5 separate regions of the Mus musculus genome follow, and all the other regions are linked to region 2. The links are chromatin loops, found by intact Hi-C in ENCODE. Cell type or tissue: heart. All regions are shown on one strand. Region 1 holds the start of Sec62 (SEC62 homolog (S. cerevisiae)). Region 2 holds the start of Phc3 (polyhomeotic 3). Region 3 holds the start of Gpr160 (G protein-coupled receptor 160). Region 4 holds the start of Skil (SKI-like). Region 5 has its middle 11 kb from the start of Cldn11.

Region 1 (5,000 bases), 180 kb before region 2:
CCCTCTACATTCTGCAGATTGGTCTCTTAGTTTTTTTGTGTTACCTTATAGTTTCTAAGTTATTCCACTCTGCATTCTCCTTCTAATTTTCTCTCTCCTCCTGCTCTGATGTCACAGCAATGCTCTTACTCTCAAAGCCTTTTCTCCCAATGCTCTGCCTTTACTTCTAAGTTCTTGAGCTCAGTTCTCTCTAAAAAGTTTTTATGTCATGACTAAAAAAATTGTCCTCAGTTTAGTTTTCTAAAAGGTTCTGTTCAGATCTGACTAAAAAGTCCTCCTCAGCCTAGTTCTGTTTCTTTCTCTGTCGGCAGCACTTATACATCTTTTAGAACACATGATCACATGGTAAAAAGTTCGTCACAAGTTTACTCATAAATTCAAATCATAAATTGAAATAGAAGTTTACAGCAGAGAATGTTTACATGTATATCCATTAGGAGTAATTACCTGGCTAAACATTCATCCCCTGTCACAACTCTACAGGGTCACAGAGAGTTAAAAAACATAACCAAGTTACTAGTGAAGTTTTGTATAGATAAACCCAGTCAACATTGTATCTTCTGTCCTAGCACCTATAATATAATCGTAGTTCCCTTTTTATGACTTTTGGTTAATGGTTTTACAACCTTTTGGAATGTGCTCTGAGTAGTAGAGGCAATTAACTGGTGACAGAGACTGGCAGAGTTCTCATTGCAGTTTTGACAGCTTAATACATACTGGTACAATTTTAGGAATCCTTACAGGATCATCATTAAGAATTAAGTCATCCATTTGTCTATATAGCATCCCTACAAGACAGTACATCTCTGTAGATCTGCAACTGCAGAGATCTGCTCAAAGAGGTAGGCTAATACCTAGTGATTGTTATATATGTTTAATAATAACAGGAGAAGCATATTAATAGTAGGAATCTTTCCTAAAATTATTTTCTCCTGGGCTTTGCCTATGGGAGCAAATCTGTCACGGATTATGTTAATCTGAGGCACACAATCTCAGGGAGATCATCTGCTAGCTATTAGCTTGTCCTGACAATCATCTGGGTAGGAAAGGCTAGAGAAAACAAGATATTGTATGTTCCAAGTTTTGTGTTAATACGTAAGAATTATTAGTTCTCCCCTGCTTCCTGACAGCAGAGCCAAATTACAGATCTCTTGAGAGTAGAATTGCATAGTTAAAAACAAAAACCACCAACCTTCAGCTATCTTAGTATATAAATGATCAGGCATCAAAGTACTGAGCTTTGCTTCAACTACATATTATTATGTCAGATATATGAAATAGAAAACTTTAAGGATTTTGAAATTAAGTTTACAATGCAAAACTGAAAAAAAAAACCACAACAACAAACAGGCTACCAGGTTCCATGATGTTTGGGGGGGAACAGAGAAGACTTATAAATTCAACATACACACACATCCCATGTACACGCAAAGTGGATATAAAGGACAAAAGAAATTTAAAATGATTAACTGACTCAAGGGATAGAATTAAACTTTATTGGTTTTATCTTTTCTGCATTTTTTCAACTTTCTTACAGCCACAATGTCATCAGAACTTGTACCTAAGCACTTAACTACCCATGTCTTTGGTCTAGAAAGTTCTGGAATAATAGTCATATAGCAGGTCGTCAGAATAGTCATATAGAAGTGGCCTGCAGTCTACTGCATCCCAACTAGTCTTGCTCCTTTCCACCTTAACTTCCCTGGGCTCATCCAGCCTTCTGGAGTCTAAGGATGGGTTGTGAGGTGTCACGTGAGGAGCGGACATTCCAAGGCTTTGGGGACGAGCTGTGTTTAATGGAGTCAGACTCTGAAGTTGTTTTCCACCTTTTAAGGGGAACTTGGCGGGACTGAAGTGGGGTGCCACGGGGCTCGCTGGGGCAGGAAGCGCCACAGGTGACGCTGTGCGCCCCGGTGGTCCCGGCGGCGTCAGCGACTCTGAGGGGCGGGGCCCGGGGATCTGTGTTTACACGCCAGCCAGGTGACTCGGGCGTTCAGTCAGGGCTGAGAGCCGACGCGACTTGCCAGCCTCCAGCGCTCTGACTCACGTGGCGCCGGCCTCCGGGACCAGAAGCAGAAGCAGCCCGCGTCGTCCGCCACCGCACGGACGGCGGGAAGACCACGGAGGCCGCCCCCAGCCCAGAGCCCGCGGCGGGTTACATAACGGGCCGCGAGCCGCCGCGCTCTCGCGAGATCTCAGCCGCCCCCTCCCCGACTCGCTCCACGTCAGAAGGAACCGGGCGGAGCGGCCAACATGGCGGAACGCAGGCGACACAAGAAGCGGATCCAGGTAGCTCGGCGGGGCCGTGGGACCGGGGACGGGCTCGGGCGCGCTGGGACGAGGAGGGACAGGGGGAGACGTCCCGAGCGGCCGGACGCCCGGAGGCCGTCTCCGCGGGGTCGCGGCGCCGGGATGGTCTCGAGGCGGGACGGTGTTAGCGGCCGCTCGGCCGAGGGCTCTGTGGTGCGTCCGGGGAAGGAAGGAGGGAGGGAGGCGCGGCGCTCGAATCCCGCGTCCGGCCCCGCGTTCCTGCGGCGGAGGGCTCGGGCCTGCGCGGGGAGCGCGGACGCCAGGCGCCGGCCGGCCTCCCTCCCTCCTCCGTGTCTCCCTGGCGTCCCGATATTAAGGCCACGGTAGCTGGGGTGGAAGGAGGGCTGACCTGCGGCACCGCCGCCGGTTCTTTGTGCTTGCAGACGGTCGGTCGGTCAGCTGGCCCCGGGCCGCCCGGCCCCAGGGCTCCTTCCAGATGTTAAGCGGCGTGTGCCCTCCATTCCCCTCCCAATGGCTCTTTTAACCGAATAGCCGGGCTTGAACCTTGCCGGCTTTCTTCCAGGCGACACGATGTAAACAAACCCTGCCCGGTCAGTGCTGCAATGGGCTGGTGGCACCCAGAAACCTTCCACATGCCAGCTTGTCAGCCTCACGCCCTACATACTGTGCCTCCCTCATCCCTTATGAATGTCACCTGAGCATCTCTTCCCCGCAGTTTTCGCCCTGTTGGGTGTCCTTTGTTCGATGCACCTTAAACATGGATGTGAGCGCCTCAAGAGCTCACTCAGAAACCAAAGGCCTAAGTTGATGGTCTCTAGTAAGTTGTTAATATGTCAGTCACAAGTTGTTACACTCATTCTTGTCTTTCTGTTCCCCACGTAGGATGTCTTTTTCTGTTTTCCTTTTATATCCATTTTTTTAAAGACTTATCAAGTTATTGGCCTACAGGCCTTTTGAACTATGTAAGTTACAGTTGAAAACAATTTTAAATACTGTGGGAAAGATACCAGTGTTCAGTGAGTGTGGAAGTTGGCAGGTGTGACAAGATAATTTTGAACAGGTTACAGAAGGGAACTAGAGACAGATTCCAAGTTCACATAGGTTTTTAAAACCAGAGTGTCAAGACAATAGAAATTTCTAATTATGCTATTCCCAGGCTTTTGAAATTTAGTATTATGGCTTAATATGGATACTTACTTTATTAGAATTTGTATTGAAGTTGTTAAATTTGTGCTTCCTGCTCTCCTTATGTTTACCCTTGGCAGGACAAATTTGTACTTTTTTGCTCTTTACTACACATTATTTTACAGTTTTATCTGCTTTTCAATATTGCCATAAAGGTAATGTAATGTACTTTTTAAATCGCTGCTCATATTTCAGTTATGAGTGTATGTTAGACAGAAAAGCAGGTAGAGATGCTTTATGGTGCTCTTTAGTACCATAGCTACAAGTTAGTTATCTTATGCCTGTTTGTTCTCTAGCTCCACCAATTAGGTAACAAGGTTTTTTGCTTGCTTGGTGTTTTGTTTTGTTTTGTTTTGTTTTGTTTTTCTCAACTTCTGCATTTGTAAGAAGGATCATTTACCTTTGAAAAAGAAAAGGTTTTAGGGTTGTAGAGTTGGTATAAAAAGTTTAAGTTAATAACTTACTAAAAGTTATTAAAAATGCCCTCCTTCACCAGAATAATGAAATTAGGTTAGTTATATTGGTTTTTGTTAAGTACTCCTTAATAAGCTTACAAATTACAAGTATCTATCCAGTTAATTAACCATTAGGCTGTAAGTTCTATGAAGTATAGCTATTTACTCTATTTGAGATGCTGGTTATTAAAAGTCAGCTTGGTATTATGAAATTAAAAAAATTTCCCCATCTAAATATGTGTTTATATAGGAGTATAGCATTTTTGTGGAATATCATACAGGAGTACCTTATATAGACCAACAAATTTTTTGTTTGTTTGTTTTTGGTTTTGTGTACATGTGTGGTTATGTGCAGATGTTAGTTGAGGCCAGAATGAAATGTCAGCTCTATTGGAGCTGGAGTTACAGGGTGCTAGCATCCAAACTGAGGTCTTCTGGGAAAGCAGTGCGTACTCTTAACCACTGAGACATTTCTTCAGCTTCCTCCAACAACACTAGGGAATTCCTCAGTTCTTATATTCCTGTCAAGAATTAAAATCTCTGATATTGGCATCACTTGAGATAAAAAGAGCAAATGTAATGACAAAGTTCAGAGTTTGTAAAAAAAAAAAAAAAAAGTCTATTCAAAGACTATCTGGTGAGTGTCCTGTTACTCGATGTTCTGTTACAGTCAGATTTGGTTGGATTACAGTGACTTTTTGGGGAGTGGAGGTATGTTTGAGTCAGACAATTAAGTTGAGAGTTCTGCTTTGGTCTTGGAGCCAATCATTTGCTTTTTCCAGGACAGAATAATTTTAGAATCTGGTGTCCTAACAGAGTTGGAAGCAAGGGGGCCATTATCCCATTTCTTTCTTGGACTCAGATCGGGTCACTGAAACTTTGAAGTGAGCTTACATTTTCATTGACATTGTGTTGTAAATTTTAATAACAGATTCTCTAACAAGAATGATTATAGCTGAAACTCATGAAATCCTTTTTCAAAAGTCTTCTTTAAGAACAGGAAATATGGTGACTTTGTAGAATAACAAGCCACTAGAAGCATTGATTGAGAATTCTGATACCAGGGAGTTTAAAATTTGAAAAACATCT
Region 2 (5,000 bases):
AAAGTATGGACCACCATCACCACCACTGAGGTCTTTCTGGAGTTTTGTTTTTGTTTTTATGTTTATTTGTTTAAAAAAGAGAGAAAGGGAACTTAAAGTTGGGTAGGTAGGAAAGTGGGGAGAAGCTAGGAGAGATTATGGGTGGGGAAAGAAAAAACACAACCAAAATATGTTGTATGAAAAAAAGAATTTTCAATAAAAAAAGACAAATTTGAAACCAAAAGATAAAGTAGTGAGAGAATATTAAGAGGGTGGGGCTTGAGCACTATCAGAGTCCTTACTGTGTTCTTGGGTATATGGGGGAAGAGCGGATGTGTGTATGTACCTGTGTGCCCTGCACATAAGCAATTATGGACAGTTCTGACCTACCATGTGCGTGCAGGGAATTGAATCCAGGTCCTCTGCAGGAACAAAGGCACCTAACTACTGAGCCATCTCTCCGCCCCTCAGAGTCATTCTGAGAAGATTCCTAAGGAGTAGCTTCCTTCCTGGTTTAACTGTAGCTGCCGTGCAGTTATTTAAAGTGTCTTAGTACACCTGGCACGGTGGCACATATACATGCAATCCCAGCACTTGAAGAAGGTCACCCTTGGCTACATCATACTAAGTGATAGGCCAGCCTGGGCTACACAACACCCTTGTTTCAAAAAAAATAGATAAAATTAAAAATAAGATCCTAAGGACATGTTAGTGGGACTGAAGAGATGGCTCAAATGGTTAAGAGCACTGTTATTCCAAAGGACCTGGGTTTGATGCCCAGCACCCACACAACCCTCCAAAACCCAGTTCCAGGGGATCAGATGCCCTCTTCTGGCTTCCAAGGGACTGGGCACATACATGGCAATAATGTACACACATATACGCAGCTACCTATACGTAAGAAATTTTAAGTTCATTTTTTTCAATTCTCAGTAGCTTTTCTTAGACGACACCATTGTCCTTACTAACTCTAGTGTCAGAAGTTTAGCTTGATACCGGATTAGCCCACTTAAGTAATAAATAAGAAATAAAGAAATAAAGTAGCAAATATAAGCAACTTCTTACATCTTTACAAAAATCCCCCCCCCACAGAAAATTGCTCTAAAATTTGGGGGTGTGGAATATAATTTATTCAGCTTCCAATGCACAACCAGTAAAGTACACGTTTGTACCAAACTTTCTAATCTTTTCCCTCCAGTATTATGATCTTATGTCATTTATGTTGTAGTACAAATTTTTACCCACTGAGAAATCTATACTTTAATAAAGCCAAGCCTCTAAGGGCTTCCATGCTGTTACAAACTAAAACCACAGTAGCTGTCACCCCAGGCTCAGAAGGCCCCATGAGAATCCACTGGATTCCTCCTTCCTTGTCTGTCTTTTTCTCCTGAGAAATAAAAGTTGAACCGGCTGGCATTCCCACCGTCGACAAGCCTGTAACAAGAACATTTACTTCTCTTTCTTAAAAATCAAAACAAAATAGGGTGTCACTACGTAGCTCAGGCTGGCCTCAATGAGACTCAGGAGTCTCCAGCCACCATAGGCTGTATTAACAGCTCCAATATACAAGGGAGAAAGTAAGGTGAAAGGAAAAACAGATGGGGCTGCTAACTTCTTTTAGTGGGAGCTGAATCACATTTTTAGACGTTCTGCTGTTCATTTCCTTCCAATCAGCAAACCACAGTATCATATGGCACCTGCTCAATACTACACTCAATCAGCAGTAAGGTAAAATCTTGAAACTACTGCGTGTCAAAACACTTTGGCACCGGGACCAATGGCATCCAAGCCACCACCGTAAACCCTGGCCTTTCAAAGTCTTATTCTGCTCAGCTGTGCTCTCAAAGCCCAAAGGCGGGCGAAGAAGACAGTGAGTTCTGACGAACCAAAAATGGTCAGGGAACCTAGACAGTAATTCTAAACATTGGATGTGTGCAACTGGGCAAACCATCGCTTTACATTTCGAGGCCTGGTACAAAAGAACACTTTCGGGGAGCGCACGGGCTTGGCACGGAAATACTTGCCGCGTTCAGCTCTGGCACTCCAGAGGCCTACCCGGGAACCTGAAGTTTCAAGTCGCCAACTGAGCATAGCATCACAGCGCTACCCAAGAATGCGGCCCTCCAGGGAGGGAGGCTCGCCGCCGCAGCCCGAGCCCGGAGGGGGACTGCAAGGAAAGGCCGGGGAGGTGGGGAGCCTCGGCCGTGGGCCGCAGCCGCTGTCCGGACGCCTCCCTGCGCCTCCCCGCGCCCCCGCCGCACGGACGGACGGACGGACGGACAGACAGACGGCTACGGGCCCGCAGGAGCCAGCGCGGAGGCCCGGCGGCGCCTGCCCAGCCGGACACACCTCGGCGGGGACCGCGGCTGGAATGACAGCCCCGGCCGAGCGCCGCAGGGCTCGCGTCCCGGGAGAGCCCGGAGACTAGGGTCCCCCGGGTAGCTGTGCGCTTAGGACCACACAGCCCCGGGACCGCACGGCGCAGCACGCACTCCCGAGGGGAGGCTGGCTGGACCTGCCATCCTCCTCCCACAGTCGGGCTTCTCCACCACGCCGTGGCTCCCGCCTCGCCTCCGCCCTGCACCGCCAGCCTCGGAGCCCCAAGAGCTGCCTCGGGGGAACGTGTCGCAGCCCTCACTCGCCCCCCGGTTACGACATCAGTCACCAGCAAGTCACTCACTCCGCTTCCGCCATCTTCTCTCCTCCATCACTAACACGAAGTGCGCATGCGCCTCCTTTTCCCCCTGCAAGAGCCAAGAGCCGAGGGGCGGGATCTGGGGGGCGGGGGGCGCAGAGGTCACGTGAGGCCAGCGACTGCCAGGCTCCCTCCCACCTCAACTCTCTCTGTGAGGTGGCCTGTGTTTCCCTAAGTGGTCCTTCCCAGACACCCTCTATTTCTATGGCTCAGAATCTTTGTCTTAGCCCGGGGTCTGCGACGAATATAGAAAAAGTTCTGCTTAGCGCTGGAAATGTAGAAGTTGCTAGAATACTTTCAGAAACGTGCATCAAGTCTTAGGTTCAATACCCAGCCCCACATAAACCAGACATGGCTAGGCCCTTAGAAAGTGTTGTTTTGAATAAAAATTCAAAGTCATCCTAGACTATATAATGTAAAACAGAAACCCCATGATCCTGGTTCTATAAGAAAGCAGACTGAACAAGCAGCAGCCCTCCACAGCCTCTGCATCAGCCTCTGCATCAGCTCCTGTTTCCAGGTTCCTGCCCTACTTGAGTTCCTGTTCTGATTTCCTTTGGTGATGAACGGTGCTATAGAAGTGTAAGCCAAATAAACCCTTTCCCTCATGTCCTGCTTTGGGGATGGTGTCCCCATACCTTGCAAGGGTAAGCTTCTGTTTCCTGAACCTAAGATATCCTGAAAACCATGCTTTTTAACCTCTGCTGAATTTGTAACCCCATGATGTATACTCCTTTGCCTTGCTAAACTCCTGAACATCTCTGATGACTCCCCTTCCATATAGTGTCTTACCCTTGTATACCTCACAGCCGGCCTTGAGCCCTGAGTCCCCCCATTCTTCTGTCCTGGTGCTAACAGCCAACGCTCTCAACAGCTGTAATCTATCAACCCTAATCCTTGCCCCACAACAGAGACCTCAAAAGCCAGTGAGGGGCTGCTTTCTGAAACCTGAACTTGGATGAGGCAGCCTTTAGCCAGTCTAAGTATAGCTTGCTTAATCAGACAGTTGTGGAAATGTTTTTCCCCACCTCGGGTCTAACAGAAATTTTAAGGCTAGCCTGGGATATGTAAGACTGTGTTTAAAAAAAAGAAAGAAAGAAAGAAAGAAAGAAGAAAAATTAACTACAACTATAAAACATTAAAAATATGTATCCAAAATAGTCTGAAAAGTGGATTTTGTAGACATACATACACAGTGTGACTTTGCTTCATAGATCCAAGAAATAAGCAAATCTCTGTTGCTCTTGACTGAGAAAGAAGCATAGTGATCGTAAACAGTGTCTCCTATTTCCTGAGATGAAGTGCACTAATCTCAGTGTCTCAGGGTTCCATTGCTGTGATGAAACACCATCCCCAAAGCAGGTCATGGGAGAACGAGTTTATTTGGCTTACACTTCTATATCACCGTTCATCACCAAAGGAAGTCAGAACAGAAACTGAAGCAGGGCAGGAGCTGATGCAGAGGTCATGGAGGGCTGCTGCTTACTGGCTTGTTCAGTCTACTTTCTTATAGAACCAGGATCACCAGCCACAATAGGTGGGGCCTGCCCACATTGATCACTAAGAAAATGCCCTACAGGCTTGCCTACACACTGATATTATTAAGATAGTTTCTCAGTTGGGGCTCCCTCCTCGCCAATGACTTTAGCCTTGTGTCAAGTTGGCATAAAATTAGACAGTACAACTGACCCCTTAGCAGTTTGACACAGAGACACATCACTGTTAAGCCACAAATTTTCCTTTCTTTCCCATCCCTGAGATCACACATAAAGACATCACAATATAAAACATTTTACAAACTTAGAAAGTCCCATAGGCTTTAAAAATTCAAACACTTACAAATCCAGGCTCTGTAAAATATCCAGTCTCTTTTAAAATCCAAAGTCTTTTAAAAACCTAATGTCTCTCAACTGTGGGTGCCTATAAAATCAGAAATACGTTTAAAACCTCCTTACTTCAAGAAGGAAGACCCAGAGCACAATCAAATCAAACCCAAACCAAACTCCAACTGTATAAATAGCACAGTATTTGATGTCTCAGACTCACTCACAATCTCCTGTGCTCCTCCTAAGAGCTTGGATCAAGTCTCTGACTCCACCTTCAGCAGCAACACAACCTGTCTTCCGGTATCCAGCTGACTCCGTGGTTGCTGTTGTTCTTGCTAATCATCTCATGGTACTGGCATCTCCAAAATGCTGGTGTCTTCTACCACAACTGGGCTGCACTTTCAACCAACAGCCTATCTGAGGCTCTCTTCTTGGTGCCAAGCCTCTACTTTCCTCGTGACCCCTTCAGACCTGAGCCTTCAACTGCTGCTGAGGTTGCA
Region 3 (5,000 bases), 110 kb before region 2:
GAGTCCTCCCTCCCACATTTGGGTGATTAGACAGAAGCCAGCATTCCCTTCAGAACTTGTGGGGCTTATTCCTCACTAACAAAGGAGCCACTTTCCTTACCACTGGCAGAGGGACAAATGTCCATCTGTGGTGCCTATCAGCGTACCAAAGCACTTGCTGGTCCCAGACTCCCTCAGGATCTCAAGTACCTGTTAGGCACTTCAGAGTGGATGCTCTTCATCCTGGCTCTTCCTACCTGCTCCTGTACCGTGCACTTTACCATCACAGGCACTTGCCCTGACCCCAACTACTCGTTTCTCCTTATAACCCTGCCATTTCAGCTATCCTTGAGCTCTTCTGCCCCTCTCTTGGTCCTTTCTTTGTCTCCTCCTTGCCAGCCCCTTCTCGTAAGGCCTCGTCCGATGTCTATATTCGGTGAACAATTTTCTCTCTGCTCTGGGCTCTTCCGGATGCTTCTGGATGCTCTCTCCTTCATACCTACAATAAAACCTTCCTCTCAACCATACCCTGGAATGAGTCCTGGCCCCAGTTTATGAAAATATGTGATGCTGAATTCTGCTAGAGGAACATTTGGTAGAGGGTGGAAACTAGATACCAATGGTTAATGATAAATCACTTTCATATGCCACATACTGTGTATCACGGGCTTTTTTATGATAGCTTTTGATTTACAAAGCCTAATTTCCCAACATATGCAAGATCATTGGCTAATATAACAATATAACCTACCAAGATGAAACTTGAACCGGTCTTTTTTTCTTTTTTCTTTTCTTTTTCTTTCTTTTTTTTTTTTTTTTTTTTTGGTTTTTCGAGACAGGGTTTCTCTGTGTAGCCCTGGCTGTCCTGGGACTCACTTTGTAGACCAGGCTGGCCTCGAACTCAGAAATCCACCTGCCTCTGCCTCCCAAGTGGTGGGATTAAAGGCGTGCGCCATCACCGCCCGGTGAACCTATCATTTCTTATGCTTGGGGAGAAAAACGTCTCTCCCTGGGATGACACCCTTTTAGGTAAGGTGCCTAGAATAATTTTTAGCCTTGTCTTCTGAAAGAACAGTGTATCTGCTGCTACGGAACTATCCTGACTGTGAGTTAAACGAGGAAGGAATTTTTATTTTCCCCTGTAAGGAGAAGCCTGAACATAGCATATCAGGGCGGGCAAAGTCCCTTTTTTTCTGCCTTCCTCAGCAAATCCTACCGGCATGCACCACCACAACCGGTGTCCCTTTTTTCTGTGAAGTGTTGCTCTTGGTCTACAATTCCTATTTCACCCCCAGCTCCCAGCAAGAAGGAAACTAGAGAGAGAGGAGGAGGTCCTCAGCAAGAGTGCCAGGCTTCCCAGGACTTTCCTGCTGCATCTCCCCAGCAGCTGCATCTGCTACACTTTAGCTTGGTAAATTACCTCCCTGAAGAAGAATAGGACTTTCCAAGAAGTTAAAGTGAGGAATTATTGAGACAGTATGTGTCTCTGGTAGACATCTGACAATTTAGAGGTAGGAGAATTGGGATGAAAACCTCTGATGTGGGTTTCCAGAAGCTCTGGATTCCTACCTCAGTTCATGTCTTTATTCCCGTGACAAAGAACCTCACAAAAGCAACTTCAGGCAGGAAGGGCTTCTTCAGGCTACAGTGGCTGCCAAGGCAGGTGACGGGAGAGGGGCCAGCTGCTGTCAGGTAACAGAGAGACAGAAGCTCAGCTCCATTTCTCCCTTTCATTTGATCCAAGACCCTGGTCTGCAAGGACGGTGCTGCCGACATTCAAGATGGGTTTCTCACCTACATGAACTTCTCAGGAAATGGCCTCCCAGATACATCCAGAAGTGTGTTTCCATGGTGACTCCAAACCAATCAAGTTGGAGGGCAGGTTAGCCATCATAGCACTTTTCTGAATGAATTCTGTCAAAAGGGAGACAGAAGAGGCCTTGGGCTCACCTTCAGTTCCATTATTACAGAAGAGGAGAAACTGAGACGCAATGGGTCTGCCAAAATCTCGCCAACAGCTCTCCAGACAGGAGCCTCCTGGAATCTGGTATGTAGTCGTCCCAACACCTCTAGATGGGAAAGGTCTCGGGACAGCTATTAATAATACATTTGGGGATGGAAGAAGAGAGTGGGCTCAGCCTCCTGGACCATTGAGAAAGGCACTGGGAGAGTGTAGGCTGGCTCCTAGGAGCTACCGCTCCAGCCCTCTTCTAGCAAGGCACCACTCCACCGAAGGATGGCACTGCCTGCTCTGTCAAGCCTAGCAGGCAAGGTTGTTGTACAGTTAGTTAGTTTAGAGAGATGTATGGCTGGCTCTGTTTGATGTTCACACTCCAGAGATGGTGGCTGCTGTTTTTTTTAGACCCATGAACTAACTGCATACCTACTATTGTTCCTTCCCTCCTTCTCCACAAAAGGGATTCCCCCAGCCATTTCTGGCAATCTTCCATCTCTGCCCCTGGGGAGCTCTGGGCTGAAGCACCTCACAACCTCACTGGATTTCATCATTTCTCCTTTCTTCCAGGATGTTTCCTCTGAGCTGGGAGATGGGCACACCCCAGTTCCCCTTACAGCCCATATTTAACAGCCAGGGTACCTTTACTGCCCTGTCAGGCCATTTCTGAGTTCCTGGCAAGGTCAGTTCAGCCCCAGCGGGAGGTGGAAAGGCCTAGACTACAATTCCACTCATGGATCCCCTTAGAGAGCAGTGGGAAACAAGCAAGCTTGCCATGTGCTAAATGTTTAAATAACTAACAGGCCATAGGCTCTCAACAAATATTTGCTGAGTTAATACAGGCCGGCAAAGAAAGAAATGCAATATATGTTATCGCAGACTTTAATTTTGAAAAATCAGAATTTATAGTGCACTAAGGTAACTGCTTAGTGGCTCAAGTCTTGTGGTCTTGGGAGCATATTCGTCTGCAGACTGAAAGGTAAACTTGAGAAACTAGCTACAGAGCAAGAGGTGGTGGGTGACACAACGGCAGTTAGGAGCATTTCAAACTGGGATTAGATCCTCAAAGCCTGACACACTAGGAAAGAGTTTCCCCTCACCCTGCAACTCCTGCAATCTTCTGCCTACTCAGTCGGTCAACTCGGTCGCCTCTTGTCGCCCAACCCGCAGGGGGCGTCCTACGCACTGTCAACTCGGAAGTGCCCGCATGCAAGCTGTTTTTTCCAGTATGAGCTAGATGGAAGACCACAGTGTGGAGTCACGCACCTTACCCTGAGCAGTCTGGGCCTGACTACTGAAAGAAAAGAAGAGCATCCGGATTACTCCCGCAGTAACCAAAGACAGGAGGCGGGGCGGGGCGAGCGGAGGTGAGCCTCGCGTGGCCCCGCCCCTCGAGGGGACTCACCTGGGGCGGGCGGGGCGTGGGTGGGCGGGGCGAGCGGAGGTGAGCGACGCGCGGACCTGCCGCTCAGGCAGTTACGGAGGTTGGTGGCTTTTGGCTACTCACGCTACGCCAGGGACTGAGGAGTGCCAGCTGAGGTGAGCGCACGACTCGTGGAGGCCACTGGCCGGTCGCGTCGCGACGAGGCTTCCCTTCCTAGGACTCGGGGTGACGCTGCGGTGCGGAGCGGGAAGCCACCGCCGACGTCTGTGGCGGACGAGGGCAGTGTCCCACGGGCGCCCGGTTCCCCCGGGGCGGCTCCCAGCCTTCTGCAGCAGGCAGAGAGGTGAGGTGGGTGTGTGGCGTTCCTCGCGGACTTCCCGGCACTTGCGGGCACTTGCAGGGCGGTTGAACCCTGCCCGGGCGCACCGGGTCACTGCTGCTCTGCAAGGGCGGTTGGTACTGGAGCGGGGCGGCTGGCTCGGGGACCCGCCCTGGGGAGCGAGGCTTAAGCAACTTCTCTCCTTCTGCGGTGGTGGCCAAACGGTGGCAACCCTCCACCATGTCCCTGTTCCCCTTCGTCTCCAACTTGTGCAAATGATCTGATTAGGGCGTTGTTCCTTAGATCCCAGAGGTAGATCATGCCCACAGTGACAGAGGACACGCGAAAAGTGGTGCTTTATATTTATGAATGTATGCTAGCACATATTGGCATGACCTATACCTAGCATTTCCTTGTGAGTCAAGTTTTTAAGTTAACAGGTTACCTCCTATGAGAATGCCAAGTAAAATGAGAGCCCTAACAGCAAAACTTGTGGAACTTGACTGTGCCCTGGTTTTGGAATGTTCTGGATTTTGAGGAAATATTTTTAGTTTTTGAAAGGGTATCATAATTACATTTTACCATTTTAAAACATTTCTCTCTGTGTGTCTGTCTGTGTTCTGTCTTCCTGTGTGCACACACGTAAAAGAGGACAGCTTTCAGGAATAGTCTCCTCGTGTGTCAGTAGTTGCATCTCAGGTATTCTGACTTCTGGCAAGAGTCCTTAGCCCCTGTGCCATTTTGGCTGGCTCCATAATTAGATTACTTAAAAAACTGATCTTTTAGAATAACTGACTGAAGTTAAAATGTAAACTGAGGATTTGTTTCATTTTGGGGGTCTGGAGCACACTGGGCTATGAGAGATTGACAGTCAAAGAGGGATTTTAGGAATGCAAGTCCTTTCTCTGTCTAGTTTTGCAATTGTTTGATATTTCCCTTTAAAAGTTGCAACACTACCTTTTTTTTCCCCCAGAAGGTTAGTCACCACAGGTGATTCTAGTTTCAGATTCTATATCATATATAATTATGTTTCATAAATTGGATGTGAATACTGCCTCATCAGACTGATCAGAAAGGTCACAGTTTCTGCCCCGCCTCCCTCTAACACACACAAGAAGGCACACGGCACACGTGTATGTTAAATAGATTGAGTGGATGCTGGCTCAGCTTTTTTCACACACACACACACACACACACACACACACACACACACAGAGAGAGAGAGAGAGAGAGAGAGAGAGAGAGAGAGAGAGAGAGAGAGAGAGAGAGAGAGAGAACAAACAAACAGGGTTAGGTTGCCTCCAGTCAGGCAGTTTTGTATCAAATGTGTTAGCACTTTTTCCAATGGCTCAAATCCCTTCTAA
Region 4 (5,000 bases), 130 kb after region 2:
GATGTAGGCCAGGCAAGCACTTTACCAACCAGGCTACCTACATCCAAAGCCTTAATTTTATGTTATACATTTTATTGATAATTCTGAAAACCCTAAAATAATCTTTTAAAAGTGTGGTCCAGAAAAAGCCTACCCATTCGCAGCAGAGCTAGGCACATTGACTCTGCTTATTTCTACTTGTATCCAACCTTTACCTTTAGGCCAAGACCTAGGGAATTCAAGGGCAAAGTGAATTTTATTTTGTAATTGAAGAACAATGGTGAAAATGTCCCCAAAGCTTGGTTTTGATTGACTCTAGCCACAGGGCTGTGACTAGTGTCTCAATTGATATACATAAAACCACCCTTTTCTCAAAAACAGATTCCTCGAGAGGACAAAAGAACAGGAAGATAATGTATTTGATTTTTCTAAAAAGACTATTATCCAATTAATTTTGTTTCTCAAGCCTTTGACCATGCTAGCAAGTAATTACTTTTATGGCTGGAAAGATGACTACTAAATACTTAGCATTAATTGCAGTTTCAGACTCGCTTAAGACACACACACCTCAGTTATCTTGGTTTCTAAATTTGTTTTTTTCTGGTTAGATCCAGAGCCAGGTGCAAGGAGGCCAGGTGCTCAGTCTCAGGACTATCCTGGCGTTGCGCCTCAGCTTTCCAGTCGGGCTTATGAACATTCTGGCGGTTAGACCATCTATTCCCCCAGACTCGCAGATGCTGCTCTTCCCCCACTGGCTCTGCACAGAACATCATTATCTTTGCTGAGCTTCTGTCTCTATGGCAATAACAGATGGGAAGTGCTGCGGAATTATTCATGTTCACACAGGCAGTCAAGAAGCGTCGAGTAGGAGGTGGGAGAGGGGCATGACCTGGGAGCACGGAGATGGGGGCCGACAGGAGCTGGGGCGGAGGCGGTGATGAGAGGTGACATTTGTTAGACCTATTGTGGGGGTTAAAAAAAAAAGGACGAAAAATCCTCAAGCACAAAAGTATTCCCAATTGGACAACTGCAAATGTAGACCCAAACATGAGTAACCCCGAAGCGGTAAAATAAACCCGGCGAGAAAAGGAAAAAAAAAAAAAAAAAGAAAAAAAAAAGGTGGGGTGGGGGTGGGGTGCGCCACCGTCGCCGAAGCTCGAGTTCCCTAAGTCTGCGCAGTGCTACTCGCTGCGCTATTTCAGTTCCTGATCCTGCGGTGGGGTGGAGAAAAGGGGATTTCTTGGTGTTTCGAAATATGACGGGCTAGCTTCACAGAGTTGAATATTCGAGCTATCCTGGATACGTTGGCTAGGAAGTCCCCTCACCCACCCCCGCCGGCGGTTCGAGGTGGCAGCCGAAAGTGGTTATCTTCCTCCACCTCTTACCGTCTCTGGAAAAATTAAAAAGAAAGAAAGAAAGAAAAAAACACACCCGAAAACACCAACCAAAGTGCTTAGTGAATCAGAATGGGTCACTTATGGAGGCTAAGAGCAGCTGGGGCAGCAAGATCTGTCCCCGCGGTGCGCAAACCGCGGACTCTGGGGCGATGGCGGCCGGGTCAGGCCACCCCAGAGCGGCCAGGCGGGGCTGCTCACCGGCAGCTGGCAGGGCGGCCGCGGCGGGAGGCCCCACGGGGGCGAGAGGCCCCGCGACGTCGGCACTGGGCGGGGGGAGGGTGGCAACACTGGGAGCGGGGAGCACGGGGGCAGGTGGTGGCGCTGCGGGGGGGGGGGCGGTGGCAGCGCGGGGGCGTCTGCGCGGCGGGCTCAGCCCGGGGGTCGCGGCGGGGAGCCACCCGCAGGCCACCTCCGGGGCGGGGCCGGGCGGCCAGCTGCGGCCGCGGGGGTTGAGGGGGGCTGCTGGCCGAGCCTGACCTCGGGCGCGGCCAGCTGCCGGGGTCGCGCACAGTGCAGCCCGCCGCGCCCTGCCCCCTCTCCCCCTTCTCACCCCCCCCGCCTCGCAGCGCGGCGGCCCGGCGGCCAGGGCGCCCCCAGGTCTGGCCCGTCGCCACACGGCGGCGGGCGTGGCGAGGGCGGCCCCAGACAGCCGGCTGAGCGACTCGAGGAAGGAAGGAGGGCGGCGGGGGTGGGGCCGAGGGAACATCCTGTCTGAGCCGGGCACCGCAGACAGCGCCGTGCGCCAGCCGCCCAGACGGCGCGCCGGGCCAGCAGCGCGGGGTACGCGCGAGGGGGGCGGGGGAGCGGGAGCACGCGCGTGCGCGGCCGAGGCGCCAGGCGCGCGCCCCGGTCGGGGCTGGGGACGCGCGCGCAGCCTGCAGTGTGCAGCCCGCCGGGAGCCACAATAGGCCAGACGGCGCGCGCGCCCGAGGGGCTGGCTGGCGCGGGGCCGCGCGGCGCCGCTGGCTTCGTTCCCTCCCCTCCCCCGCCCGCCGCCCTCGCTGTCCCCCGGGCGGCCGGAGACGGCGGCGGCGTCTGCGGGAAGCCGTGTCTCCGCAGTGACGTGGGCGGGCCGCGGGCCGGGTGACGTCAGAGGCTGTGTGTAGCGATGTGTGTGGGGTTCGGAGCGGCGCCGGCACAGCGAAGGCGGCTGGCGAGCGACGGCGACGGCGACGGCGGGCACAGGTGCGGCCGCAGGTCGCGAGGGGACGCGAGGGGCGTGCGGCCTCTGGGGGCGCTGAGGCGGCGGCGGCGGGGGTGATGGGGAGGGCACAGAGCCCGGGGGTCTGCCCGGGCGCGGAGGGCCTGAGTGGGGCGTCCGGGATGCGTGGGGGTCCCGGGCGGGGTCGCGGGCACAGGGCGCGCGGCGGGGGTCCCACGGGTGTACAGGCCTCGCGGATTCTGGGACGGGTCAGCTGGGAGGGGATGGCGGTGCACTTGACCCGAGCCGCCGGGACCCAGGAGACCTGGACCCTGGTCATCGCCGCCATCCCCCGGCCGTCTGCGCTCGGCGGGGATGCCCCGGGCTGGCCCCAGCTCTAAGCGTCCGGCGACGCGGGCTTCCGGGCTTGGCGCCTAACCTGCCCGCGCCCCTGTGGGTGCCACGGCTCAGGGTGGGTCAAGTGGGGGGAGGCGCAGCCCTGGGGCGCCTAGGTAACCCTAGAGAACTTCCCGCGGGCCGGGGGCGTGGGGTATTTCCACCGGCGGCCCCCGCAGTGGGGCGATGTGGGGAGGGCACTTAGGGTGATCCCAGTCACAGAGGTGGGGGTTGGGAGGACTCCTACTTCCTCTGCCCCCTCTCACCTCACCAGACGCCGGGAGTCCCCTGCTTCCCTGTCCTTTGGGTTGATGATGAGTGGGTGTCTCTGCGTGTGCGCAGGGCTGTGGGGGCGCCCCTGGTCTAGGTCATGCCTTCTGCCCTTTTCCTTGGCTCGCCTTGGCTGAGGTGTCCCTGTAGTGGCGAAAGTCACAGTACGGTGGCTAGGTGGCTTTCGTCCATAATTCTCTGGGTTTGTGTTAACATAAATTGCTGGGAGTTTAGAAGCAAAGCTTTTTATTTGTCGGCTTTTACTGGGTTTTCTCCAGGGAGGGAAGTGGATGAATACTCTTTTTCGCCACTCTGCCTCCATTTGCATTCTTTGTGAGGTCTGTCTGCCTTGTGCTTTTTGTCCCGGATTAGTCTTGCTCATGGATGGAGATTTCCAGGCGTGGAGTCTTACAGCTTTTGGCTTCCATTAGGCAAATTCGCTAACCTTTTAAAGGGAAAGTTTTTTTTTCTTCTTCATTCCAAAAAGATAGTATGTATGAATGTACTTGAAGTTTAGTTGCATATGGTAGGTATATTAACATGTATCTTGGGGGGTGGGGAGACCAGAAACTACAGGTTTTTTTTTTTTTTTTTTCTAACGAGAAAGGATTGTTTTTTAAAATTTAAATGGCATGCATAGTTGAGAAAGCCTCTGGTACTGAGGTTTGGTTATTCGTATTCTAAATTTGTGTACTCGTCCTTGTTTGGAGAGGCATTATTTAATGCTTCTGTTACCCACCGTCTGGACTGCTTCCTATTTAGATGAAGTTTCTTTTAGATAACTGGTGTTAGGTTGGAAGAAACCACCCAAGTGTTACCTTTGGTAAAATGAACTGAGTTGAAGATTAAGAAACTGGTTTTAAACAGACCCTTTGGCCTCTGGAGCTAATTCAAATGTAACTCCCCACCCCTTTCTCTTCCAGATCAATTAAAAGAAGAATGAGCTGTAATCCCTGAAGATAAAACTGGACAGCTTTTTCATTTAGTATATGTATATTTTTAATTATAAAAGTTCAGGTGGAGTCTTCAGTTTATCAGTACTGAGCAGCAGATCACCATTTTCAGGGACGATACCTGCCTCTTCTTTTTTGGTGTTCTTGGCAAAAATTAAACCCATTGCGTCATTGTAACTCATGTTTGGGTGTAGTTTCAGGATACAGTCATGGTATAAACTTCCCACATGCTTTGCTTAAAAAACAAAACCAACCAAACTCAACCATTACACCGAACTTTGGACTTCTTGAATTGAGCTTTATTTTAATATAAATACCTGAAGTGATTTTCTCAGAAGTGTGCTTACGATTATATTCTTATTTGTTATTAGAAGCAAACAAAACTGAGAAGTTTTGTAGCATTTTCAATTATATCTTAAAGTACAGCTAAACCAAAACAGAGTTGTACAATCTATTGAGTAAGAAAATTCATCTTTGGAAAGTAAACATTTCTAAGTGAGTCATAAGTATTTGTATACATTCCCCTTTTCTCTTCAGATTAGGAACTGAGAACAACATGCCAGTTGCAGACTTAATCGTTTAAAGCACCAGTGTGGCCATGGAAAACCTCCAGTCTAAGTTCTCCTTAGTTCAGGGTTCAAATAAAAAGCTGAACGGCATGGAGGATGATGGCAGTCCTCCTGTGAAAAAAATGATGACCGACATTCATGCCAATGGGAAAACCCTGACCAAGGTGAAGAAGGAGCACTTAGATGACTATGGAGATGCATCCGTGGAGCCGGATGGCGAGCACGCCAAGCGAAACCGTGTTTCTCTACCTGAAACTTTAAATTTAAACCCCAGTCTGAAACACACGCTGGCACA
Region 5 (5,000 bases), 170 kb after region 2:
TGGGTGGCAGCCTTGGTGAGGAGTGACCCAAGAGGTCGGCTGGGTGGCAGCCTTGGTGAGGTGTGACCCAAGAGGTCGGCTGGGTGACACCCAAGAGGTCAGCTGGGCAGCAACCTTGGTGAGGAGTGGCCCAACAGTTTAGCTGGATGACAGCCTTGGTGTGGAGTGACCCAAGAGGTCTGCTGGGTGACAGCCTTGGTACAGAGTGACCCAAGAGGTCTGATGGGTGTTGGCTGGGAGAGGGGTCTGCACAACTGAATTGTTTGCAATGTTGTGTCATGAAGGCCTTCTGGGAATCTTGTTTCCTTAGGTTTTTTGTTTTTGTTTTTACCGTTGTTGTTTTGTTTTGAGACAAGATCTTATTGTATAGCTTTGGCTGGTCTCAAATTCACCCTGTCTTCAGAGCTCTGGGATTAAACGTATGTGCCACTATGTTCTGCATATCCTTAGTTTGTTTGTTTGTTTGTTTGTTTGTTTATTATATGTAAGTACACTGTAGCTGTCTTCAGACACTCCAGAAGAGGGAGTCAGATCCCATTACAGATGGTTGTGAGCCACCATGTGGTTGCTGGGATTTGAACTCCGGTCCTTTGGAAGAGCAGTTGGGTGCTCTTACCCACTGAGCCATCTCACCAGCCCAGTATTTTTTTTTAAGTCCTATTTTACTTTTAGTTGCGTGTTTCTGTGTGTGAGTATGTGTACTCCATTTCAGTGTCTATGGTGTGGGATTCCTGTAGCTGGGGTTATAGGCAGGTGTGAGCTGCTGGACTTGGGTGCTGGGATCTGAACTCAGCAAGGGCAGCAAGTGTTCTTCACTGCTGAGCCGTGTCTCCAGCCCCATCCTCCAGTTTTGAACCATGTCTACCCTATTATGGAGGAAGACTGTAACGCAGTAGGGGTGACTGTTGGGCTGGGAAGATAGCCCAGCAGCAGACAACTTGCTTCTATGTCTAACCATCTAGGGTCCATCCCTAGCTGGGGAGGGGAATGATGGCTGCATGACATCTGAGGGTATGAGTCTCTCCTAGACTTACATGCTAACAAACATTGAACATTGTGTGTATGAATGTGTGTGTGATGTGTATATGGTGTGTGTGTACATGTGTGTATGTAGTCTATGTGTGTGTATATATAGTGTGTATGTGTATATGGTGTGTGTAAGTGATATGTATGTGTGTGTATGTATAGTCCATGTGTGTGTATATATGTGTGTACAGATAGTGTGTGTGTAGTGTGTATGTGTATATGGTGTGTGTGATAACATGTGTGTGGAAGCCAAGGGATACTCTATGAGAATCAATTCTCTCCTTTTACCATTATGCATCCAGGAATGAGGCACGGTGATGAGTATCTTTGCCCATGGAGCCATCTCATCAGTCCACAGACATTTACAAATGATTAAAGTATCTCACACTTAAATATTAAGAGAATTTCCTATTTATCAAGACACCTTATGTTTCTTATTAGCAAATGTCTAAGAAGCCCAAAAGAACCTGGCAGTGGTGGTGCATGCCTTTAATCCCAACGGTCTGCTTCCCAAGGAGAAAGAGGCAGGCAGGTCTCTGAGTTCAAGGTCAGCCTATTTGACAGAGTGAGTTACTGGACCGGCAGGGCTACCCGGAGAAACCCCGTTTGGAAAAACCAATGAAACGAAACAAAACAAACAAACAAACAACGACAACAACAACAAAACCCAGCAGCAGCAGCAACAATGGCAGTAGCAGCAAGAGAACAAAACACCCTAATCTCACTGCTCAAAGGAACTATTTGTTAAATTGTAGTATGTATTCTCCGAATATGTGTCGATGGATTTTAAAAAGTCCCCGATTGTACAGATGTATTGAAATTATTTTTAGTAGTGTGCACTTTGAATATGATAGTGTGGGCTGAGATAGCTCAGTGGGGAAGAGCGGCTGCTGCTGTTTCAGGCAGCAGGGTTCAGTTCCTTGCATTCAGGTCAGGAGGCTACAAGTTCCTGTAGCTCTAGTTCCGGAACTCTGGTGCCCTCTTCTGGCCTCCTTGGGCACCTGCACACATCTGTGCATACATGAACATAAGACGTACACAAATACACTTAAAATAAAAATAAGAGGATATTTTACAACATATCTAGTGTTTTTTTATTGGATATATTCTTTATTTACATTTCAAATGTTATCCCCTTTCCTGGTTTCCCCTCCGAGAACTCCCTATGCCCTCCTCTCAACATATCTAGTTCTTAATTGACCCTTTATTGAGATGTAAATCACAAAACCCATTAACTGATTTTTTTTTTTTTTTTTTTTTTTTTACAAATTTCTTAGATAATGTTACAGAAGTTGGGTCAAAAAATATGTGTATTTTAAATCTTTTGGCTCTAGCTTGTCCAACTACTCTGGAGAAGAGTTTGCCAGGGAAGCTGGTAATATTTTGTTAACACTTCTTTGCCTAAGTTATTTTATTTTATTTTTTTTCGAGACAGGGTTTCTCTGTGTAGCCCTGGCTGTCCTGGCTGCCTAAGTTATTTTAAAGTCGTTTTTAACTAGTAGCAATGGGAGTCTATGAGCGCCCTCTAGTGGCCAACTTAAGTTTTGCAAGGATTTTTCTTCTGTGGAATTAAGCTTGGCGTGTAAAATCTTCACAGAGAGCTATCTTGGCTGTTTAAAGGTCTTTTTCTCAGCCAGGCTTGGTGGTGCATGCCTTTAACTTAAGCACTTGCAAAGCAGAGGGAGGTGGATCTCTGATTTTGTGGCTAGCCTGGATCGAGTTCCGGGACAGTCAAGGCTACACAAAGAAATCCTGTGTCCAAAAATCAAAGTGAAGACCCTTTCTTGTAGTTGGAGCAATAAGGTGCTTTCATTTCAAACTCTGATTTTGTAGTGGGTAATGAAATATTTTAAATTTCTGTTGTGTCACATAAAAAAGTGCCCAATTTTGGGGCTGTAGCGAAAAGGGAAGTGGGGAACAAGGAAAAAAACAGTGCCCATTTTTAGTAACAAATTTAGAACCAACCAACTAACCTTTTGTTGAACTAGTACTTATTGATCACCCACTATGGTTTTACATATTATCTACTTCATGTTCGCACACACACACATACACACAGAGATACACATACATACACACATATGCAGACACACACAGACACACATGCACATACATACACACTAACACACACAGACACACATGCACATACACACACACACATGCACATACATACACACTAACATACACACAACACACATGCACATACATACACACATACTAACACACACAGATACACATGCACATACATACACACAGACACACATGCACATACATACACACTAACATACACACAGATACACATATACATACATACACACTAACACATACACACACAGACACATGCACATACATACACACTAACATGCACACAGATACACATATACATATATACACACTCACACATACACACACAGACACATGCACATACATACACACTAACATGCACACAGACACACTAACACATACATACACACTAACACACATACATATACACTAACACAAACACACAAACACACATGCACATACATACACACTCACGCAGACACATGCACATACATACACACACAGACACACATGCACATACATGCACACCCCCATGTGTTGTGATGAGGGAACAGCTCTCTTGGGTTGGTTCTCTCCTTCTATTTTATGGGCCCCATGATCAAACTCGGGTCATCAGGTTTGGCAGTGTGTGTCCTTACCTGCTGTACCATCTTGCAGGCCTAGTATCCACTTCTTCTTTTTAATTCATCTCCTTTTTAAAAAAAGATTTATTTATTTATCATATGTAAGTACACTGTAGCTGTCTTCAGACACCCCAGAAGAGGGCACCAGATCTCATCACGGATGGTTGTGAACCACCATGTGGTTGCTGGGATTTGAACTCAGGACCTTTGGAAAAGCAGACGGTGCTCTTAACCACTGAGCCATCTCTCCAGCCCTCATCTACTTCTTAATTGTCTTGTTTTGGAGGTGGTGTTCATGACAGGTTTCTAATAACCCTGCAGTAATGTCTCCTTGGTTCTTGGTGCCCAAGCACTCAAGATAACCTATTAAAGTAGAATAATGGTTTGCGTAAGAAACAGAAGGAAGAAGTTACAGACATGATGGGCCATGCCTGGAGTCCTAGTATAGAGAGTCTGAGAAAGGAGGATTGCCAGTTAGAAGCCAGCCTGGCTTACATAAGGAGACTCAATCCTGGAAAAAAGCAAAGCAAAGAAGATACAGAAAAAGCCATCAAAAGCCCCTCTTCCTATTCTTTAAAAACAGAACAGCTATGTAGTATTAATAACAGAATTTCTTGTTTCCAAAGACTTGTTTTTGTTTTAAGTTATGTGTGCCCATGGATGTGTGCACACGTGGGCAGGAGCATTAAACTTCCCCAGAGCTGGGTTACAGGAGGTTGTGAGTTCCCTGATAATGATGCTGGGAACAGAACTCAGGTGCCCTGCAAGAGCCGTAAGTGCTCTCACGCTGGGGCCAGCTCTCAGAGTGTATTCTTTCTAAATCACGCACGGAGTGAACTCCCCGGAGCATGTGATGCTTTGGTCACGCTATAACACATATGTTTTCAGTAAAAGGTTTAAAACTTGACCAACTGGCCATTGTACCAGTGTTCTGTGGAGCTAAGGACAATCCTTGTTCTTACTGCCTTTAGCTATGGGACCTAACGGTGGGACTTTTTGGATTGTTTTCTCATTTTTCTACCCAGGACTCACATACTTTATTGTTATCAGTTTCTCTAGGGACAAATCCCCTGGTCAATGGTCCATGCCCAAGTAGTTAGCCCTATACTTACGAGAATACAGGCGTGTATAGAAGATGGCATGAATCTGGGAGGAAGCTATTGGGGGAACATGGGAGGAATTGACAGAAGGAGCGGTAAGTATGATAAAAATGCATTGTGCTCGTGCATGATAAAACCTAAAAAAAATGACAATGAAGGCGTTTGAAGAAATGGTTTCACTGAAGCT

The links. Peaks named below come from ENCODE experiments on the same cell type or tissue, not always from the same donor. Only the 100,000 strongest peaks of a DNase experiment are listed, where the experiment ranks them.
Region 1: a loop joins it to region 2, with 2.3 times the contacts of the local background. A loop is called at or near these places in 11 of 42 quality-filtered maps.
Region 3: a loop joins it to region 2, with 2.4 times the contacts of the local background. A loop is called at or near these places in 8 of 42 quality-filtered maps.
Region 4: it touches region 2 in a loop (2.7-fold over the local background); 3 of 42 quality-filtered maps call a loop at or near these places.
Region 5: a loop joins it to region 2, with 3 times the contacts of the local background. A loop is called at or near these places in 10 of 42 quality-filtered maps.

Annotation. Positions count from the first base shown.
Region 1 is chr3:30,791,095-30,796,094 of GRCm38, forward strand. Sec62 (SEC62 homolog (S. cerevisiae)) reads left to right here and starts at 1,782. Exons shown (of 8, transcript NM_027016.2): 1 at 1,782-2,289. The coding sequence starts at 2,254. In heart, no CTCF peak of the experiment used is centred here; a DNase peak (open chromatin) is centred at 2,197; H3K4me3 peaks cover 2,282 bases; H3K27ac peaks cover 1,762 bases.
Region 2 is chr3:30,966,715-30,971,714 of GRCm38, forward strand. It overlaps Phc3 (polyhomeotic 3), which reads right to left and starts at 2,701. Exons shown (of 15, transcript NM_001165954.1): 1 at 2,660-2,701. The coding sequence starts at 2,673. In heart, no CTCF peak of the experiment used is centred here; DNase peaks (open chromatin) are centred at 2,027 and 2,707; H3K4me3 peaks cover 1,975 bases; H3K27ac peaks cover 2,325 bases.
Region 3 is chr3:30,852,586-30,857,585 of GRCm38, forward strand. It overlaps Gpr160 (G protein-coupled receptor 160), which reads left to right and starts at 3,365. Exons shown (of 4, transcript NM_001134385.2): 1 at 3,365-3,660. It overlaps Gm42199 (a long non-coding RNA gene), which reads right to left and starts at 3,224. Exons shown (of 3, transcript XR_880730.3): 1 at 3,034-3,224; 2 at 1,549-1,893. In heart, a CTCF peak has its summit at 3,106 (motif pointing right); a DNase peak (open chromatin) is centred at 3,126; H3K4me3 peaks cover 1,306 bases; H3K27ac peaks cover 917 bases; H3K27me3 peaks cover 2,661 bases.
Region 4 is chr3:31,092,597-31,097,596 of GRCm38, forward strand. It overlaps Skil (SKI-like), which reads left to right and starts at 2,462. Exons shown (of 7, transcript NM_001039090.2): 1 at 2,462-2,561; 2 at 4,107-5,000. The coding sequence starts at 4,735. In heart, no CTCF peak of the experiment used is centred here; DNase peaks (open chromatin) are centred at 1,245, 1,575, 2,125, 3,005 and 1 weaker place; H3K4me3 peaks cover 3,804 bases; H3K27ac peaks cover 3,510 bases.
Region 5 is chr3:31,136,672-31,141,671 of GRCm38, forward strand. No RefSeq gene overlaps it. Among named protein-coding and RNA genes, the nearest start is that of Cldn11, 11 kb to the right of the region's middle. In heart, CTCF peaks have their summits at 1,987 (motif pointing left) and 2,562 (motif pointing left); no DNase peak of the experiment used is centred here.